2 separate regions of the Homo sapiens genome follow, and region 2 is linked to region 1. Evidence: chromatin loops called from intact Hi-C (ENCODE). Cell type or tissue: ovary. All regions are shown on one strand. Each heading gives the region's core, and the rest is flanking DNA. Links, peaks and the distances in the headings are about the cores only. Region 1 overlaps PLXNA4 (plexin A4). Region 2 overlaps LOC101928782 (a long non-coding RNA gene).

Region 1 (5,370 bases), core at 151-5,150:
GCTTGAGCCTAGCTGTGTTGTGCTGGGGTTGGGTTGGATTGGATTGAGTTGTATTGTGCTGCATTGGGTTAGGTTGGGCTGTGTTGTGTTGTATTGGATTGGATTAGGTTGGGTTTTGTTAAATTGGGTTGTGTGTGTTGTGTTGTGTTAGACTGGATTTATTGGATTAGGTTGGGTTGAATTGGATTGGATTGTGTTGTGTTGAATTAGATTTAGTTGGGTTGTGCTGGATTAGATTGAGTTGTGTTGTGTTGAATTGAATTGGGCTGGGTTCAGTTAAGTTTGTGTTGGATTAAATGTAATTGGATTGGGTTGTGTTGGGTTGTGTGTGCTGTGCTATATCATGTTAGATTGGACTGGGTTGGGTTGGGTTGGGTTGGATTGGATTGGATTGAATTGGGTTGAGTTAGGTTGTGCTGAATTGGATTGAGTTGGGTTGGGTTGGGTTGGACTGGATTGGGTTGGGTTGTGTTGGGTTGTATTGGATTGAGTTGGGTTGGATTGGGTTGGGTTGGGTTGAATTTGATTGGATTGGGTTGTGTTGGATTGTATTGAATTGGATTGAGTTGAGTTGGATTGGGTTGAATTTGATTGGATTGGGTTGTGTTGTGTTCAGTTGGATTGAATTGGATTGGGTTGCATTGGATGGGGTTGGATTGGGTTGTGTTATGTTGAATTGGAATAAATTGGTTGACTTGAGTTGGACTGAACTGGGTTGGATTTACTGGTCTGGGATTCACTAGCATAGGATCCAAAGTCTTCCCTGATTACTTTTATTCTGTGGCATTCAGTGACCATTTGCCTATCCTTGCAAAGCTACCATGAGTTTACCATGACCAGGTTGTGTGCAACAAGAGCAAAATGGAGCAGCACAAGCAAAAGTCAGCACAGCATTGTGGAACACCAGTTGTAGGGAGCCTCTCAGCCTGCTCCCTCCCTCAGCTGGCTCAGGTTACACCTGGCCAGGCAATTTCAGAAATGGGTAGGGAAGAAATCCAAGAGCAGGGAGTGGAGAACAAGAGCCAGGCAGAGCAAGGGTCGGGGCCAGGCAGGCACAGTTTGCAGGCCAGAGAACATTCTCTGAGAGCGCAAGAATCTGTGCCTCCTGGGAAAGGCTGTAATCCATTTTCCCTGAAGACCCGAGTAACCCGGTCAAAGAAACTCAATCCCAAGTGGTTTTGACATAAGGTCATGAACCGAGACAAGGCAATCTCAGCAGTTCATCCCACACAACAAGCAGGCCTGCAGGCAGGGGGACTGGAGCGGAGAGGGCAGGGGTAGCATCTCAGGGCCCTGGTTGCAGGGGGAGGGAGTTGGAGCCCTTCCTAGCCAGACAGGTGATTCATGTGGACACTCTCACCCTTCTGAGCACCAGAGATCACACCAGGGTCTGACCCTCTGGCAGCCCCATCTGCTCACTAAAGGGGAAACTGAGGCAGAAAAGAGCGCAATACTGCCCAGAACCCAGAGTGTCGAGGAAAGGAGGTGATATCAGTATGTGCTCACTTGCTTTGGACACTTGAGAGCGCTAAGCTGGGGGAGGGTCAGCTTCTCCAGCCTCCTGGCTTCCTCCCTCCCTGCTTTCCCTCTCCTTCCCCAGGGCTGGGAGCCAAGGGATGCCTCAGCTGCAGGACTCTCCCTCCCCACCCCCTGCAGAATGAGCGTTTCCACAACTTGCACATCTTTACCTCCTGTGTTTACCGGAAAACAGGAAGGAAGGAGGGAAGAGGAAGTCTTTTCAGAGCCTCTGGTGATCATCACGCACTTTGCTTTTTTTTTTTTTTTTTTTTTTTAATTCTTCTCCCCCACTCCAATCTCATCTGTCCCCTGAAGGGAGAAATCGAACCCATCTGTAGTTGTTACACAGGCAAAATCACAGATGCTGCTGTGGTCTAGCCAGGGTCGGAGGGGCTCTGTTCTGTGGTGTATATGTAGGTATGTGTGTGCGCGGGTCTCTGCCTGTGTGTTTCTGAAGCTGGTCTTTAACAAGTGTGGACTCTCTGTTGAATTCTGCATTTTCTCCTGCAGCCAGCAGGTGGCAGTGCTGCGACAGTCGGGTGACTCCAGTCCTGTGACGCCTGGCCCCGCAGCGCTTGTCAGGACTGGTCCAACCGTGGAAGGGAAGGCATGTCCACACGCACCCCAAGGTGGCCCACATAGAGGTCCTGGGCAAGGCGATATGGAGGAGAGCCATCCAAAGGCCCTTCTGAAACCTCCTCTCCTCTCTTCCATTCTTCTCTATTTCCCCTAATCTAATCTAGAAAGGGGGAAACCTACTAACGTTTCCTAAGCACATGCAGCATGGTTTTCAGACTTAGCATAAAACCCCTGCAGAGCTTGTGAAAATGCAGCTTCCCAGGCCCTGTCCACTGAGACTCTCACGCAGCATGGCTGAGGTGGAGCCCAGGAACGTGCATTTTGAGTAAGTGCTACTGGTGATTCCCATGCAGTCCCCAGGGAACTCCAAATTGAGAAATAGAAAACTAGCATATTCCAGGTGCTGTGATGAGGGCTTCATCCTAGATCTGTTCTCAGGGTTCCTTGTAAATTATAATTCTCTCCACCTGTTTCCTACTCTAGGTCTGTTCTCAGGGTTCCTTGTAAATTATAATTCTCTCCACCTGTTTCCTACTCTAGATCTGTTCTCAGGGTTCCTTGTAATTTATAATTCTCTCCACCTGTTTCCTACTCTCCAAACACATTGCCGCTGCACTCCTCTACCATGAAGTTTTGGCTCTGCATTCTTAACGGACAATTTTGCTGTTTCCTTATGCTAATTTCCTGGTGCTCTGAGATCACCGGACTTCCTGCTCCAGAAGCAGGTTTTCTCACACTGCCTCCCTGTCATCCTAACCTTTCTTTTATTCCGTGTAAGTTCCTGAAATGCACAGTGCCTTACCCTGCCTTCCCAGCCATGGGGCTTTGCTGGAGCCGTGCACGGCAGTACCATGCTTCCCCACCTCTCCTATGCTCTCCACTTGCTTCCTTCCCAGTCAAAGGGCTCTGCTGGAGTTCTGCAGGGCAGTGCCATGCTTCCCCACCTCTCCCATGTTCTCCACCCCTGCCTTCTCAGACACCTGAGTTGGACTGCCCTGGTGAACATCTCCACAGTCAAGCAACCTGGAGCTGCACCTACAGACATGTGCAGAGGACAGGCATCTCCCTTGAAAGTCAGCATGACACAAGACCTACCCACAGTGGTCATACTGGGCGCTTTTAAGATGGCAACACAAACAAACTCTGAAAACCCAGTGTATTCATTTGCCGGGGGTGCCATAACAGGTGACCACAAACTGGGTGTCATAAAACAACAGAAATGTATTCTGTCACAGCTCTGGAGATTAGAAGTCTGGAATCAAGGGGCCGGTAGGGCTGAATCCTTCATTGCCTCTTCCCACCTCCAGTGACTGCTGGCAGTGCTTGCTGTTCCTTGGCTTGTGGCAGCATCACTCCAATCTCTGCCTTTGTCTTCACATGGCCCGGGTCTCTCTGTCTAAATTTCCCATTCTTTTCTCTCATGAAGTCACCAGTCACTGGATTAAAGCCCATCCTTCATCCTAACTTGATTAGATCTCCAAAGACCCTATTTACAAAAAGGTCACATGCACAAGTATCAGAAGTTGGGACTTCAGCTTTCCCTTTGGGGAGATACAGTTCAACCTGCAACACCCCACGAACCAAAGATTCTGCTTTCACTTCTTACCTCCTGCCTGGAGAGAGGAGAGCAGAGTCTCCGTGCTTCTCCAAGCACTGAATGACCTTTCCCATGAATAAAGCTTTTGCTCTTGGTGGATGCCATATTGGAAGAGGTTAAAGCAAGTCAGCTTTGGGCTTCCCTGAGTGCAGTGGTTCTCAGAGTTTGGGCTCCTGACCAGCAGCATCCGGGAACTTGTTAGAAATGCCAAATCTCTAGCCTTGCGCAGACCTACAGAATCAGAAACTCCAGGGCTGAAGCCAGCAATCTGTATTTAATAAGTTCTACAGGTGGTCTGGATGCATCCTAAATTTTGAGAATGACTGCTCCCGCGGCAGGGCTCACAAGGGCATCCCCAGCAAGTTCCAGCCACTGACTATGTCGTTTGTTGCCCCAAATCTCCCTGTTTTTCTGCCCTCCGGTTCCTGGCAATCCCTTGCCAGCTGCCCTTCCTTGACGGCTGTCAGATGCCTGGCACATCACCTGGCTCCACACTCACCGGCCAGCTTCCCAGCACTGTTTTTCTCCGGCTGCCTCTCCTCACCTGGCTCTCCGTCCGCCACCCCCTCGCGCTTACTTGCATGCCCTCACTTCCCTCTGACTCTTTCTCCTGACAAAGAGAAGAGCTTGGCAGGGGTTGGTTAAGTTAACTCTGATCACACAGAAAACAAACTGTTATTTTTCTGTCTGCCAAGCTGCTGAAGGCAAGGATGTCAAGCCCAGGATGTGTGTGAATGTAAGATCTACAGTTACCCTAGCGTGTCTGTGTTCTAGGCAAGCTTTTTTTTTTTTTTTAAATCGTGGTCCAGTTCCCAGGGAGATACCAGTGACAACCTCTTGGATGCTCATTGCGCTGGCTGTGACAGTCTCTGTACACATTCCCTGACCCAGGGAATGAGCAACTCCCATAAACAGCAGACGGTGGGTCACCTCTGACATCTGCTGTCCACATTTCTGATCCCCTGGAAGGCCTTGTTCAAAGCAACACTGGGCTGAAATGTTGGTGCACCATGTGTGTTTGCCGTGTCGGTGCACATAAGCAGACAGACCTGCAGGAGGCAGACAGCCAGGCAGGAGGGAGCCCCGGGGGACACGTGGACACATGTTAGAGTCTGGTGAACATTCAAGACAAGGTTTTAAAGATGTGTCTGTGGTTGAGGGTGGGGAGGGGCAAAAAGGAGGCCCTTTGGAGAGGGCCAAGGTGCATATATTGGGGAGCCTGTATGCGGGTGGCCACCCTCCCAGGAGAGTTTCAAGTTTCTGGGGAGGAGGGAAGCCTGGGTGGGGCGGAGGGGGCATAGGAAGTCCTAAACTCCACCCCCAGAAGAAGGTAGAAATTAGCAGAGTATCTGGGCAAGCTACAACCCAGTTTCCGTGCCTTTTTTGTCCCAATCACCAAATTGGGCACAATTATAGTAGAATAGCAGTGAGAAAAAAACAAACAGTAAAAATAAACATGGTAAGTGAAAAGGTTGGAAAAGGAATGTGCCAGAGAAATCTGGAAATCTTTGCATGCAGGCACTCGGGTCTGAGACACACTTTCCATTGGGTCTGGAAACCAGGTAGACCAAGGCTAGAGTTCAATTTCCCTAAAAGGGCTTTTTTTTTTTTTTTTTTAACAGAGTCTCACTCTGTCACTCAGGCTGGAGTGCAATGGTGCAAACTCGGCTCACTGC
Region 2 (5,370 bases), core at 153-5,152, 370 kb before region 1:
CAGCATTATTCACAATAGCAAAAAGGTAGAAGCAACCCATGTATCCATTGATGGATGAATGGATAAGTAAACTGTGGTATATCCATACAATGAAATATTACTTAGTCATCAAAAGAAAGGGAATTTTTATATATGCTACAGCATGGACAGACTTTTTGAAAACATTGTACTAGGCAAAATACACCAGACACAGAAGGACAAATACTGCATATTCAATTTATATGAGAAACCTAAATTAGTGAAATTCATAGAGACAAAGTAGATTAGAGGTTATCTGGGGATGGGTACAGAGTTTGCACTGGGGATGATGAGACAGTGGTGATGGTTACGCAATATTGTGAATGCACTTAATGTCACCAAATAGTATGCTGACAAATGGTTAAAATGATAAAAAATAAGTTATGAATATTTTGCCATAATAATAAAAAAGAGTGGCATGAGGCAGCCAATGCGGTGAGGGGGAGCTGGGAGGAACGCCTCCTGTGATAAGAGGGAGGGTGGGGAGGGCGGAAGCAGCCATCAGAATGTCAGTGCTGAAAGGCACCGGCCTTGCTAGTGGGGAGGGCAAAGGGACACCACGTGTGGAGATGAGGCTGAGAAATAGGAGTGAACGCTGAGCGTGAGTGTGAGTCCGTGCCACATGTGATGTCAGGAGAGGGCGTGAGTTATGCAGGTTGCCAGGTAGAAGTGAGTAGGGTCCTTAGAGAGCCTGGACTCCTACTCTTAATCTGCAGATAACAAAACCAAGACCCAGAGCTTTTCCCAGGGTTTGGAAGGAAAAGAAAAAGGAGGATGAGTGTTTGGTCATCCCATGGGGGGTTTGATTTCAGCCAAATGACATTCCTCCCAGGCCCTTCCCAATATTAGTTTCAAATGAAGTTCTGGGGAGGAGCTGATGGGGGGCAATGGAGATGACTTAAAAGGCAGCGCTGGCCTGGAGGGTGTATTGATCAGGGTCTGCAAGTGTTTTTGTCCAGCCTTCTCCTGCCACCTCCCTAGTCCTTCCAGGGCATCAATCGCGCCCCCACCTCTGTTCCAAATGGAGCCTTGGAGACCTGCGGCTGTAGCATGCTCTGTCCCTGTGGACAGGAGAACAGGGGGAGAAATAGGCTAGAGCTGCTCACCTGAACAGCTTGACACCAAAGAATGAGGAGCTCAGTCCAGATATGAGGGTTTGGAGAAAGCTTGCTGGATGGTAGGTGGTATTCTCAGAGCTGCAGGTGGAGGACGGGACTCTCAGCATCCATAATGCCCCTGGAGCTGGAATTGTGACTGGATTCTCTCTCACGGTGTCCAGTGGTTTGTCTATGTCTCTCTCCTCCTCATATTTGCCTTCTTTCTCCACCTGCTCCTGTCTTTCCAGTCCTCCCTACAGCAAGCCCCAGGCAGCGGTTTCTGAGGCAGGCGGCCATGGATGGATTCCAGCCATATTCAAAGCCACTAGCCCTGTTTTCTCAAGTGAGCCAGACGTGCTCTCTTCCACCATTTGATCTTTATGCTGCTCATGCATCTTGTTACAAATAGCTCAACCTTCCCCGTGTTGACTGCAGCACTGGGACATTACAGTAATGTGCCCATTCAAATCAAGTGGATGCAAAGATCGCTATAGCAGCTTTTAGCCACGGAACATTTAGCCTTCAATAATAGCATTTCGGGTCCTTCAGGGACATTCCTCTGCTGATGCACCTGGGATGCCTTTTTCCTCCTCCCCACCACAACCCCCAGAACTAAGGAGGGGCAAACATGACTTTTGTTGATGAGGAAACAGAAATTCAAGTAAGGGAACATCATGCAGAAAATGAGAGGGTTAGGCCTGATAGGACCACGATGATCATGATAATAATAACAACAATAATTTTGTGCACTACTATGCTGCTTACTGGGTGAAGGAATTTACTTGCATTGGGGTAGGTTTTACATCTGCAATTTCTGGATGAGGTCAGTGAGGCTGAGGGGGTCAGTAGCTGTCCTAGGCACAAGGAGAATGCCACCTTATAGTTGTTCACCAGTTCTTCCCAAAGCCTATGCTTGTGATCTGACATGGAAAGCAACTCAAGGCTGTCTCCACGGACATTCTAAAATCAGAGAGAAGCTTCCTTTCCCTGCCGCCTCCAAGGCCCCATGCGAGGACCCTCCGGCTGGTGCTGTCCAAGGACCTCTTCCCTGGTCCCTCCTGCCTTCCTCGAGCAGTATTCCCCTCACCCCCATCCTGCTCCAGCCTCAGCCAGTAACCTTGGTGGATTTTCACTGAATATGTTGCCTCCACCACCAACAGCATTTTTATTTGCACTTCCTTGGGGATGCCTTGCCTGGAGGAAGGAGTCTGTGGGATTGTCCAGAGGTAAGAGGGAAACACTGCGCAGTGGGAGTCCCAGCAGGGGCGAGGAGCAGGGGAGATGGCCGGAGGCTCTGTCTCCACCCTCCTCTTACCACTGCCCATTTCCAGGAAAAGACAACCCAGCCAGAGCAGGGCAGTGGCACGACGGCTTGCTAGTGCTGTAGCATACCTGGTACCTCAGTGAATTTTCCGGGACATGAGAGGCCCATGTAATAAATAGGTCAGGAAACTGAGCCACAGAGAGGACACGGGACTTAGCACAGGGGAAAAGAGTGGTTGAAATGGAACCAGATTCCAGGAGGCCTCATTCCCAGTCCTGTACTCTTCCTGCGGAGACACCATGCTTTGAACCAGGCTCGAAGTTGCCAAAGTGAACATTTTAAAACTTTTCCCAGGGCTCAAGAGATGGCCGAGTAAAATCTCCAGACACTGTGGCTCCCACAGGCTCCTTATTGGGCCATTCACTTCATGGGCACAGTTTGGTGGTTGGGGTGAGAGGAGCTTCGTGGAGAGGACAAAGGATGGGGAAGGAGCCTAAATCCCAAATGCAAGGATTTTGTCCTAAATCCCAAATGCAAGGATCCCCTCCCTTTCCTCACAGAGTTCAGGTAGCTCCTCTTCCTTCTCCTCCCAGGTTCTATTCCCTCCTGTCTGAGTCCTCAGAGCACCCCGGAAGCGGGAGGGCCTCTGGTTGCTTTCGCGGCGGCAGGCTTTTCTAAGCCGGTTTCTCTGGAGGGTGCGGGCGGCTGCGGGTTCCAAGCTCGGGCTCTGAGCCGGGCCAGGCGCGCGCTTCCTAGTTCTAGCAGCAGAGGGCGCGCCTGTCATTGGAGAAGGAACCGCGCGGCCGCAGCCCCTTCCTCGCCGACCGCGTCACCTCCTGGCTGCCTGGGGACCCGCGCGGGAACCCCGGAGCAGTAGATTTGTGGAGGTCGACCCAGGTGGACGAAAGAGCTCGGCACACCGTGTGTCCCCAGGCCCGCTTCCTCCGTGCGCCTCTGTCATCTGCTCCATCTCCGGGAAGCAAAGGGACTTGGGGTGTGGCACAAAGAGCAGGGATGCAGCGGCCGGGTCACTTGGATGGTGTCCTCATCTGAGGCCAGGCCACACCTAGGCCTCCCCACACGCTGTTCCTATAGGAGTGCCACCAGGACTCACTCCAAAAAGGAATGGACGGCGAGGGTTTGTAAATGGGACAGCACCCTGGGAGTGCAAAGCCTGGGACCGGTCCCGGTGGCCTTGGCCAGTCCTGGAGCCTCTATGTGCCCAGTTTCTGTGTAATGCAAAGACACTGAATGAGGAGATGGTCCCTAAAACCCCTCCCAGGGCCAGCATCTGGGATCTCATGCTTACATCATCTTGTCCTTCCTTTCCGTGGACTCTGCCTGTTGGACAGAGTCCACTGACATGCACCTGCCAGAGCTGGGCGGGGAGGGGCCAAAGTTGTCCTCTGTGAAGTCATATGAGAGGCCTGAGAGCAGCAGGATCGGTCCTCCTGTGTCTCATCTCGCGTTCTTCCTGCTCACAGGAAACAGAATCCCTACCAAGTTTCCATCCTAGAGACAGTCGATGTGACTCATTTCATCCCCTGGTGGTCTTGGTTGGCCGCACTCATTGGGTGCAGTACCTCTGATGTGGGAGGCAGGGGTCGGTGGAGGGGAACCGCTTCCTCCACCGGGGGCCAGGTTGTGGGAAAGGCTGGGAAAACACACGCTCTGGAGCAGGCTCTTCTGTGAACTACCTTGGGCACATGGGAGAAATCCTTCAGCATCCCTGAACCTTAGCCAGTCCATGAAACGAGAGGCTGGAGATGGTGTCCACATCCCTTTGCTGTTTTGATGTCTGCACTTGGTGAATCATGGTCAAGCACACCTAACCTCTGCCTCTCTGGAGAAGGGAAACGGAGGAGGAGGAGGCAGGGGGAAAAGAGACCATTTAGGAGGAGAGCAGAAGTCAGAGGGGAGAAAGGTGGATGGGAGGATGCAGTGGGTGGATTTGCACCTGCTCAGAGGTGGGCAGCTGAGCTTTGAGGAATGTGCTTCCCTGCACTGCATGGCGTGAGATGCTCTGTGTAGGGGATGGGCAGGAAGCGGGGGGTTCTGGTGAATTAGGAGAATATATCTTGGTAGAAATCCAAGTGTACTCTCGGTCCGTCCATCTAGACAGGATATAACCTCTTAGGACACTCAGAAACTGAAAATAGAGCATGTATGGCTCTGGAAGCAAGCCTGTGTGTGTGTGTGTGTGTGTGTGTGTGTGTGTGTGTGTGTTTGTGTTTATGATGTGCAAATGCACAAGCAATAGAAATACAAGCACCATGCAGATTGCATAGGTAGGCATCATCAATAAACATTTATTCGGCACCTACACTCAGAAACTCACACACATTTACAAGCCCAACATATCCTGCTATACACATGTACAAAAAAGATCACATTGACCCCTAAGGCAAAGAACCGTTTGCTTGAAGAAGCTTCTCTTACAAGATATTAATAAAATACGCAGGCACATTTTAACTTTAAAAACTCTGGAGAAGGAAAGAAGGAGGGTGAAGAGATGGGGCTGGAGGGAGGAATGGGTAAGGCAGGCCTAATCACAAAGTACTTAGCCCATGCGTCTGGGCCTCTCTGTAAGCACCATATTTCACGATACCTTCAACCTGATTTTCCAACTCATTGAAAACACTTGCCAGCTGCTGCTGAGTGACTCCATTTACTGTTTAAATGAGCTCACTCTAACAGGGCCCCTGGAAGGTAGTCCCTAAGGAGAGCTATGGGTGGAAATGGAGTTGGAGGCCCTAGATCTTGGAATTTTGACTGGGGAATGGGAGAAGGGAGAGTGGGGTAATCACCCAGGAGGGAGAGGGTGGGGCAGGCCAGGAGGGATGGTGAGAGTCTCTGGTGACTTCCATGGGCACATCTTGGATAGGAATTCTTTGTGGTGGGTAGTGTAAACTTTTTTCCACCTCCATCACCCCACATGCAGACTCAAATATACAGACATGTGAAATGACATTCAGGGATTTCATAGTACCT

The links. A loop is a pair of places that touch in the nucleus more often than their neighbours do. Peaks named below come from ENCODE experiments on the same cell type or tissue, not always from the same donor. Only the 100,000 strongest peaks of a DNase experiment are listed, where the experiment ranks them.
Region 2: it touches region 1 in a loop (2.6-fold over the local background); 10 of 110 quality-filtered maps call a loop at or near these places.

Annotation. Positions count from the first base shown.
Region 1 is chr7:132,316,892-132,322,261 of GRCh38, forward strand. All of the region lies in intron 3 of PLXNA4 (plexin A4), which reads right to left. Among named protein-coding and RNA genes, the nearest start is that of PLXNA4-AS1, 33 kb to the right of the region's middle. In ovary, for the core only: a CTCF peak has its summit at 2,048 (motif pointing right); a DNase peak (open chromatin) is centred at 2,060.
Region 2 is chr7:131,942,408-131,947,777 of GRCh38, forward strand. The region is part of intron 5 of LOC101928782 (a long non-coding RNA gene); the gene reads left to right. Among named protein-coding and RNA genes, the nearest start is that of PLXNA4-AS2, 320 kb to the right of the region's middle. RefSeq lists a silencer at 3,097-3,156. In ovary, for the core only: a CTCF peak has its summit at 3,175 (motif pointing right); a DNase peak (open chromatin) is centred at 3,148.